Linked DNA regions of Homo sapiens: region 2 is linked to region 1. The links are chromatin contacts, found by Hi-C in ENCODE. All regions are on one chromosome and are shown on one strand. The core of a region is the stretch at or near the end of the contact, and the rest is flanking DNA. Distances in the headings are between cores, read along the strand shown.

Evidence for each region. A loop is a pair of places that touch in the nucleus more often than their neighbours do. Pooled maps may share reads with other maps.
Region 2: a pooled map shows a loop between it and region 1 (15-fold over the local background). The contact joins the promoter of MRPL16 here to the promoter of CLP1 in region 1. A Hi-C loop is called at or near these places in 2 of 37 single-sample maps with no recorded cell type and 7 of 50 pooled maps.

What each region holds. Positions count from the first base shown.
Region 1 is chr11:57,655,017-57,659,681 of GRCh38, forward strand. It overlaps CLP1 (cleavage factor polyribonucleotide kinase subunit 1), which reads left to right and starts at 2,746. Exons shown (of 3, transcript NM_006831.3): 1 at 2,746-2,844; 2 at 4,439-4,665. The coding sequence starts at 4,461. RefSeq lists an enhancer at 2,220-2,389.
Region 2 is chr11:59,809,106-59,813,519 of GRCh38, forward strand. MRPL16 (mitochondrial ribosomal protein L16) reads right to left here and starts at 1,673. Exons shown (of 4, transcript NM_017840.4): 1 at 1,499-1,673; 2 at 750-815. The coding sequence starts at 1,553. RefSeq lists an enhancer at 1,667-1,886.

The DNA of each region.
Region 1 (4,665 bases), core at 1,496-3,995:
AGGGAGATAGTAGAGGCGAAGATACAGATCTCGGAGATAGATTGCATGGAAAAAGGCGAGGATAAGCCCACTCAGGGAGAAAATTTGCAAATGGAAGACTGGAACTGAATTTTTAAAGAAGAGTGGAAGATTAGGGGACACACAATAGTTAATTGAAAAACTAATGCATAGGCCGGGCGTGGTGGCTCACGCCTGTGTTCTCAGCACTTTGGGAGGCGGAGATGGGCAGATCACTTGAGGTCAGAAGTTTGAGGTCAGCCTGACCAACATGGTGAAAACCCCATCTCTACTAAAAATACAAAAATTACCTGGGCGTGGTGACACACGCCTGTAATCCAAGCTACTTGGGAGGCTGAGGCAGGAGAATCACTTGAACCCAGGAGGCAGAGGTTGCAGTGAGCTGAAATTGCACCACTTCACTCCAGCCTGGGCAACAGAGCAAAACCTCATCTCAAAAAAAAAAAAAAAAAAAAAAAAGCTAATGCATATATGTTCAATGAATGAAATAATTAAAGCAAACCATCAAAGAAAAACTCAGAAGTGATAAGTGAGGATGGCACTGCTTGGGGAGTGCTGCTAAGTAGGGCCAGCAGGAGAAAATCTTTCTGGCGAACCAGAAAATCTTCCCAGTCTCCTCAATATGAATTAACTACGTGAGCCGGACTGAAAAAAGTACTCACCTGTAAAGTGGAGATGACAATTATAGTACCTACTGCATAGGATTCTGGCTACGATTAAATGAATTTACACCTGAAAAGTCCATAGACCAGTATCTGGCATATAACAGTATATAAATGTGGTTTTTTGTTTTTTGTTTTTGTTTTTTTGAGACAGAGTCTCGCGCTGTCGCCCAGGCTGGAGTGCAGTGGCAGGATCTCAGCTCACTGCAAGCTCCGCCTCCCGGGGTCAGGCCATTCTCCTGCCTCAGCCTCCCTAGTAGCTGGGACTACAGGCGCCTGCCACCACGCCCAGCTAATTTTTTTGTATTTTTAGTCGAGACGGGGTTTCACTATGTTAGCCAGGATGGTCTCGATCTCCTGACCTCGTGATCCACCCACCTCGGCCTCCCAAAGTGCTGGGATTACAGGCGTGAGCCACCACGCCCTGCCTTAAATGTGATTTTTTTTGTGAGACAGAGTCTCACTCTGTTGCCTAGGCTGGTGTGCAGTGGCGTGATCTCAGTTCACTGCAACCTCCGCCTCCCCGGTTCAAGCGATTCTCCTGCCTCAGCCTCCCAAGTAGCCGGGATTACAGGCGCCCGCCACCACGCCTAGCTAATTTTTGTATTTTTAGTATAGATGGGGTTTCACCATGTTGGTCAGGCTGGTCTCGAACTCCTGACCTCAGGTGATCCGCCCGTCTCGGCCTCCCAAAGTGCTGAGACTGCAGGCGTGAGCCACCGCGCCTGGCCTAAATGTTTACTATTATTATAACCGGACTCAGAAACTCTGGGTTTGAGTCCTAGCTCTACCAATGGCTGTTAATGTTTGGGCAAACCTCTGCACCTATCTGAGTCTCCTCCCCCATCTGAAATTGGATATAATAAAGCTGTCTTTACAGGGTGGCTGTGAAAGAAGATGCCTGAAAGGGATCTGAAAAATGTTAAGTATTGCACGAATGAATGATATTATAGCCCCTTCCGCCCCAGCCTATAATAAAAACGTAAAAGCTGATATCAGATTTTTTTCTATATTACAGGCATTGTACTTAGTACTTTACAGGCACATTCCTGCAATCGTCAAAACAACTTTAGGAGGTTGGGCACTGTTATTATCCCAACTTTGCAGACAAAAAACGATATCACGCTTGAGCCCAGGAGGTCGAGGCTGCAGTGAGCCATGTTCGCGGCACTGTACTCCAACCTGGGCGAGAGAGTGAGACCCTGTCTCAAAAACAAAAAGAAAAAAAAAAACGATCTCAGAGAGATGAAGCCTGTGATTTGCTCAAAGTCACACAGTAATGTAAGCAGTATAGCAAATAATATAAGATTCCAAAGCCCAAGGTAGTAAAAAGAGGATTATAGACGTGGTGGAACCTGTTGGCTGCGGGGCAAATGACTGACCTGTAACTGTCAGGGATTTATGGAGGGAAATGAGTGCCTAACAAAAATCCTCGTTTAGTGGGAGAGAGGTTGTTGGGTAATGACTGACTTGTAGCTGGAAGAAATCATCGGATTTTTATTCTTTTATTAAAGAAAAAAAATTTGAAATGCCTTCCATGTGCCAAGCACTGTGTCAGGTGGGAGATGACAGCTTGGTGAAACCTCTGTCAGGCTGTCTTCCTCCGCTTTCTCTATCCCTGGGTTTCCCCCTGCCTAAAAAGGATTTTGTGCTTCGTGGCTTGTCCAGGCAAGCAGGCCGTCGCGGGACCTAGACCGAGACAGTGAGTCTCTCTTTCTCCCGGGCCTCCCTTCTGTTTCCTGGGCTGCAGGGGAGCAGGAAATCTGGGGCGAGATTCCCGCCGCGGACGCGCACTGCCGAAGCCTGGTCCCTCGACCTGTCCCTGCCCAGCGCGGGGGCGCAACCGCCACGCCTCCTCACCCCTCCCTCCGGCTGCACGAATAATGACAACAGCCGCCCCTCCCACCTTTGGCGTCACGTTCAAAACAATCCTTTGACTACAACTCCCAGAAGGCCGAGCGGCTTAGCGAGTGCACCCGCTCTCGGCTGCTCCGGCAAACTACACATCCCAAAGGGCAGCGCGCGACCGCGTGTCCTTTCACAGCGCAAGTGCGGAACTGCGTTTGTTTCCGGCGTGGGTCCGGGCAAGAACCGCTTGTAGTTTGGTTTAAATTCTGCACGGGAGGACCTTCTGAGTTTACCTGTTGGGCTCCTGGCTGCGCAGGTGAGTTAAAAAAAGGGCAGGAACACAACTGTCACCTCCTTGGGGTCTGGGGACATTTTGGTGTCTGGGGAGATTTTGGTGTCTTGGGGAGATTTTGGTGTCTGGGAAGGTTGGGACAAATGCTGGAGCTAGAGCTGCAGTCCAGGATCAGAAATAATTCATATCGTTTCCTTGCCGTTTTCTAGTTTACGAAGTGCTTTTTTTTCCTCCCACAATTCCTGTAAACCCCAAGAACAACACTGTATTTGAGGAAGTGTAAGTGCTTCCAGTCGACAGCTTCAAAGGTTCAGAGAAGTTAAGTGATTGTCTAAAGACACTACTAGTAGTTACAGAGACGAGGATTAGGCTGTTTTCTGAGTTCAGACCCGGTGTGCTCTGCTTTGCATCCGTATTTCAGACGCCCTTTCCTGTTGACTAGGATGATTGGGGTCAGGGCATCTGTTACCTTCTCAAGTTTGGAGTTTACCAATAGAGTGATGGAGGGTGATATAATTAAATCTTCTGTCAGTCTGTAGGTATGGTTTTTCTCTGATGTCTGAGACATTAATTCACTCAATGTATTGAGGTGCCTACAGTCTGTCAAGCTGTATTCTAAGCAGTATATAGTATCAAACAAAAATGCCTAAGTCTTACATTTTGGGGTGGAGGAGGCGGGGAAGACACAATATATAGTGAGACCGATGGTGATAAGAAATATGGAGAGAATTAAAGCAAGGTAAGGGGAAACATTCATTGTATGTTTTTATTATTTATTTATTTATTTGTTTATTTTATTTTATTTTTTTTTGAGACAGAGCCTTGGTCTGTCACCCAGGCGGGAGTACAGTGGCATGATCTCGCCTCACTGCAACCCTGCAACCTCCACCTCCTGGGTTCAAGCGATTCTCCTGACTCAGTCTCCTGAGTAGCTGGGACTACAGGCGCCCACCATTATGCCTGGCTAATTTTTGTATTTTTTAGTAAATACTGAGATTTCACCATGTTGGCCAAGCTGGTCTTGAACTCCTGACCTCAGGTGATCCACCCACCTTGGCCTCCCAAAGTGCTGGGATTACAGGCGTGAGCCACCAGGCCTGGCCAATATTTGCATTTTTTCTACAGACGGGGTTTCACCATGTTGCCCAGGCTGGTCTTGTACTTCTGAGCTCAGGGGATCTGCCCAACTCAGCGCCCCAAAGTGCTGAAATTACAGGCCTAAGCCACTGTGCCTGGCCCATTGGATGATTTTTTTTTTTTTTTTTGAGATGGAGTCTTGCTCTGTTGCCCAGGCTAGCATGCAGTGGCACAATCTCGGGTCACTGCAGCCTCTGCCACCTGGGTTCAAGCGATTCTCCTGCCTTGGCCTCCCAAAGAGCTGGGATTACAGGCACCCTCCACCATGCCCGGCTAATTTTTTTTTTGTATGTTTAGTAGAGACAGGGTTTCACCATGTTGGCCAGGCTAGTCTTGAACTCCTGACCTCAAGTGATCCAGCCACCTCGGCTTCCCAAAGTGCTGGGATTACAGGCGTGAGCCACCATGCCTGGCCCCATTGGATGTTTTTGTAACAGAAGACTGACTTATAATTAGATCTGATATTTAATTTGTGTTCTAGGCACAGCAGCTACACAGAAGAGATGGGAGAAGAGGCTAATGATGACAAGAAGCCAACCACTAAATTTGAACTAGAGCGAGAAACAGAACTTCGCTTTGAGGTGGAGGCATCTCAGTCAGTTCAGTTGGAGTTGTTGACTGGCATGGCAGAGATCTTTGGCACAGAGCTGACCCGAAACAAGAAATTCACCTTTGATGCTGGTGCCAAGGTGGCTGTTTTCACTTGGC
Region 2 (4,414 bases), core at 423-2,922, 2.2 Mb after region 1:
GGTTTAACAATTCTGTACAGAAGACCCTCAGATGTACAGACCCTATTCATTTTTTTTGAGGGTTCCAGTATATTTCTTTTTTAAAAAGTAAACTAGTTTTACGATATTGTGGCTTAAATTTAACAAATTAAAGCTTTTTCACATATCGTTAGATGACTGCATATATGTAAACTTATTTGGAAAGAACATCAAAAGTTCAGGTTTTTTTTTTCTTTTGAGACAGAGTCTCACTCTGTTGCCCAGGCTGGAGTGCAGTGGCCTCCTGAGTAGCTGGGATTACAGGTGTAAACTACCACGCCCAGCTAATTTTTTGTATTTTTAGTAGAGATGGGGTTTCACCAGGTTGGCAGGCTGGTCTCCAACTCCTGGCCTCAAGTGATCCACCCGCCTCCGCCTCCTAAAGTGCTGTGATTACAGGCGTGAGCCACCATGCCCGCTCAAAAATCCAGATTTCAGGCCAATGACTACTGGCTGAGTGGACCATGGGACACACACCAGTGGGAGGTTTTAGGGGAGCTATCTCATTAGACGCTGCTCCGTAAGAGCAAGGAACTTTTTTGGTTTCCTTTGTCTTTGATTTATTTCTAGTGCTCAGAATATTAGTTGGCAAAACTGTAAGCTCTAAAAACATATTTATTGAAAGAGTGAACGGGGATGGGAAACACGAGAACATTCCTATGTCATCTCCCACCCGCTCCTGGTTTCCATCAGAGAAAAGATTTACGAACAGGAGAAAGACAAGCTCTCACCTTCAAAACTTGGTACTGGGAGCAGTGTCTTTACGCCAGCACTGGCGGGGAGGAGTGCCCAGGAATCTACAAAGACAAATCAAGTTAAACGACGAAGGTAACAGGCCGGGACCCCGATACAACCTGGGCCAAAGGTACTACTTCTTATTTTTATTTATTTTATTTTTTTGAGACGGAGTCTTACTCTGTCGCCCAGGATCCAGTGCAGTGGCGCGATCTCGGCTCACTGCAACCTCCGCCTCCCGGGTTCAAGAGATTCTCCTGCCTCAGCCTCCGGACTAGCTGGGATTACAGTCGCCCACCACCACGCCCAGCTAATTTTTTTTGTATTTTCAGTAGAGACAGGGTTTCACCATGTTGGCCAGGCTGGTTTCAAACTACTGACCTCAAGTGATTCGCCCGCCTCGGCCTCCCAAAGTGCTGCTATTAAAGGCGTGAGCCACCGCGCCCGCCCAAAAGTACTTCCGCCGGAGGAGTCTTGAGGTGTGGGATGCGGATTCCACTAAATGGACTCAAAGGCTCAGGCTCCGCAAAAGGCCAGCCGGGATCTCTGGGCGCCGACTCCCAGACGCAGCTGTGACCCTCTTGCACGAACCCCTACGGTGGAGGTCGGCGGTGCGATAGCGTAGTTCCTAACCAGTGCTTCACCAAGCATATGCAGAGCCGCCTTTTGGGTTAGGGAGAAAAAGCACTGGAGGGTGGGGGAGGAAGAGGGGTAAAGTCTTTAGGAACCAAAAGGGACTTCTGACCTGACAAGGGCACCCGCAGGAGCGGCGCACTAGCGCGAGCCAGCAGCCTCCACATGGTCACGGGCGTCCGGCGGCGCGGAGCTCCCCCAGCGACTCCGGCTGTCTCCTGCACCCAGGTAAGCAGCGGCGCTCCACTACCTAGCTGTAATCGGCTCAGGACACCGCTCAGTGGGGCCGGAAGTTGTGTTCACTCGGGTCCACTCCGCAGAGTCCCGACGGAAGCGAAAGAAACTCGAGCGACGGGGGTTGAGTTCCGGGGGAGGTTGAGTTCCTGCGGTCAAAGGCGCCGTCCGCCCAGCCACGCCCAGGGGCCCTGTTGGCTCTCTAGGGTTCTCCTTCCAATCTCCAGTCTTTCCCCAGAAGAAGAGGGCGGCGGGGCGGGGAGTCTTTTGTTTTATTTATTTATTTTTCTGCGGAGTACAACTGTTAGTGCCTGCCGGTTGCTTAGCAAGGTGGTCCCTTACGATTCACAGCCTTTGAGATGATTTTCTAGGGGACCCCTCAAAGACATTAGGAGAATACCAGATTTAGCAATGGTTTAACATGTATAGGGCAATTGCAATGTGTCATTGAGTACCTCATTCGTTAGTCCTGCCAACGAATCTGTGAGATAAGTCATTATACTTATTTTGCAGATTCCATCCTGAGGGTGAAATAATTTAACTTGTTCTGGGTCATACAACAGGAAAACAGTACCATCAGAATTTGAGCACAGTCTGTGATTCCAGAGATCTCAGTGAATGAACAATATTGTTGATGAAAAGAGTGAAATTCTGTAAGATATTGGAAGAGATTTATTCTGAGCCAAATATGAGCAACCATGGCCTGTGACACAGCCCTCAGGGGGTCCTGAGAACATGTGCCCAAGGTGGTAGAAGTGCAGCTTGGCTTTATACATATTAGAGGGGCATGAGACATCAATCAAATGCATTTAAGAAATACATTGGTTTGGTTCAGAAAGGCGGGACAAGTCAAGGTGGGCTTCTAGGCTATAGGTAAATGTAAACATTTTCTGGTTGACAATTGGTTGAGTTTGTCCAAAGACCTGGGATGGATAGAAAGGAATGTTCAGGTTAAACATAAATGATTGTAGAGACCAAGTTTTATTATGCAGAGGAAGCTCTTAGATAGCAGACTTTAGAGAAAGACTGTTGTAAATTGTTTTTTTATCTGACTTAAAGGGTGCCTGGAGGCCGGGCGCAGTGGTTCACGCCTGTAATCCCAGCACTTTGGGAGGCCAAAGCGGGCAGATTACCTGAGGTCAGGAGTTCAAGACCAGCCTGACCAACATGGTGAAACCCCGTCTCCACTAAAAATACAAAAAATTAGCTGGACGTGGTGGCGGGTGCCTGTAATCCCAGCTACTCGGGAAGCTGAGGCAGGAGAATCACTTGAACCTAGGAGGCGGAGGTTGCAGTGAGCCGAGATCACGCCACTGCACTCCAGACTCCAGACTGGGCAAGACAGAGAAAAAAAAATATGCCTGGCTCTTAGTTGATTGTCTCCTGGATCTGGGAAGGAAGGAAGGAAAACAAAGGGGAAAGAGAATACCTATAGAAATGGATTTTTCCCGCAAGAGACTTTGCAGGGCAATTTCAAGATATGGCAAAGAAATATATTTTGGGGTTAAATATTTTTTTCTTTGTCTCATAATGTTATGCCAGAGTCATGTTGAAAAGTAAGTCACAATATATAGGGTAAAATAAAACCTATATGATGAGAATTTATGGTTTGTAGGGCATGATTCCCTTAGGTAGGAATTTGGGCAAGATAAAAAATCAGAGCTTAGTCCTCAAGTTGAATATTGTGCAATATTGTTTTGAGTGAAAAATGAAGTGGCACTAAAATCACGGTTTGATTGGTCTCTAAGTCTTTTGGTACCCCAAAACTTCTACCTTATTGTTTATTTCAAAAGAGCCAAAAAGTGCAATCTACGGATCCAGTGCAATCCCTATCAAAATTCCAATGCCATTTTTCACAGAAATAGGAAAAACAACCCTTAAATTCATTTGGAACCACAAAAGACCCTGAATAGCCCAGACAATCTGGAACAAAAAGAACAAAGCTGGAGGCATCACACTCCCTGACTTCAAAACATAAGTTGATTGTAATCGAAACAGCACGGTATGGCAGAGAAATAGACACACTGACCAAATGAATAGGATAGAGAGCCCAGAAATAAACACACACATTTATACTTCATTGATTTGTTTTTTTTTTTCTTGAGACATAGTCTCACTCTGTCGCCCAGGCTGGAGTACAGTGGTGCGATCTCGGCTCACTGCCACTTCCGCCTGCTGGGTTCAAGCGATTCTTCCGCCTCAGCCTCTCTAGTAACTGGGTGTTACTAGATTCTTCCGCCTCAGCCTCTCTAGTACAGGGGTGTGCCACCACGCCTGGCTAATTTTTTCTATTTTTAGTAGAGAAGGGGTTTTGCCATGTTGGCCAGGCTAGTCTCAAACTCCTCAGGTGATCCACCCACCTTGGCCTCCCACAGTGCTGGGACTACGGGCATGAGCCACGACGCCTGGCGCAGTCCATTGATTTTTGGCAAAGGTGCCAAGAAAACATAATGGGGGAATGATAGTCTCTTCAACAAATGACGTTGGGAAAACCGGGTATTCACTTGCAGATTGAAATTGGACCCTTGTCTCATACCACATACAACTTAAAATAGGTTAAAGATTTAAATATAAGACCTGAAAGTGTAAAACTGTCAGAGGCATTTGAACCAGAGTGACTCCATCTGGAATAAAGGCTGGGTAAAATGAGGCTGAGGTCTACTAGGCTGCATTGCCAGGAGATTAGGCATTCCTAGTCACAGGATATTTATGGTTAAGGGAACAGTTAATAATGTTTACCAGGGCCAGGCTTGGTGGTGCATGCCCATAGTCCCAGCTACTTGGGAGGCTGAGG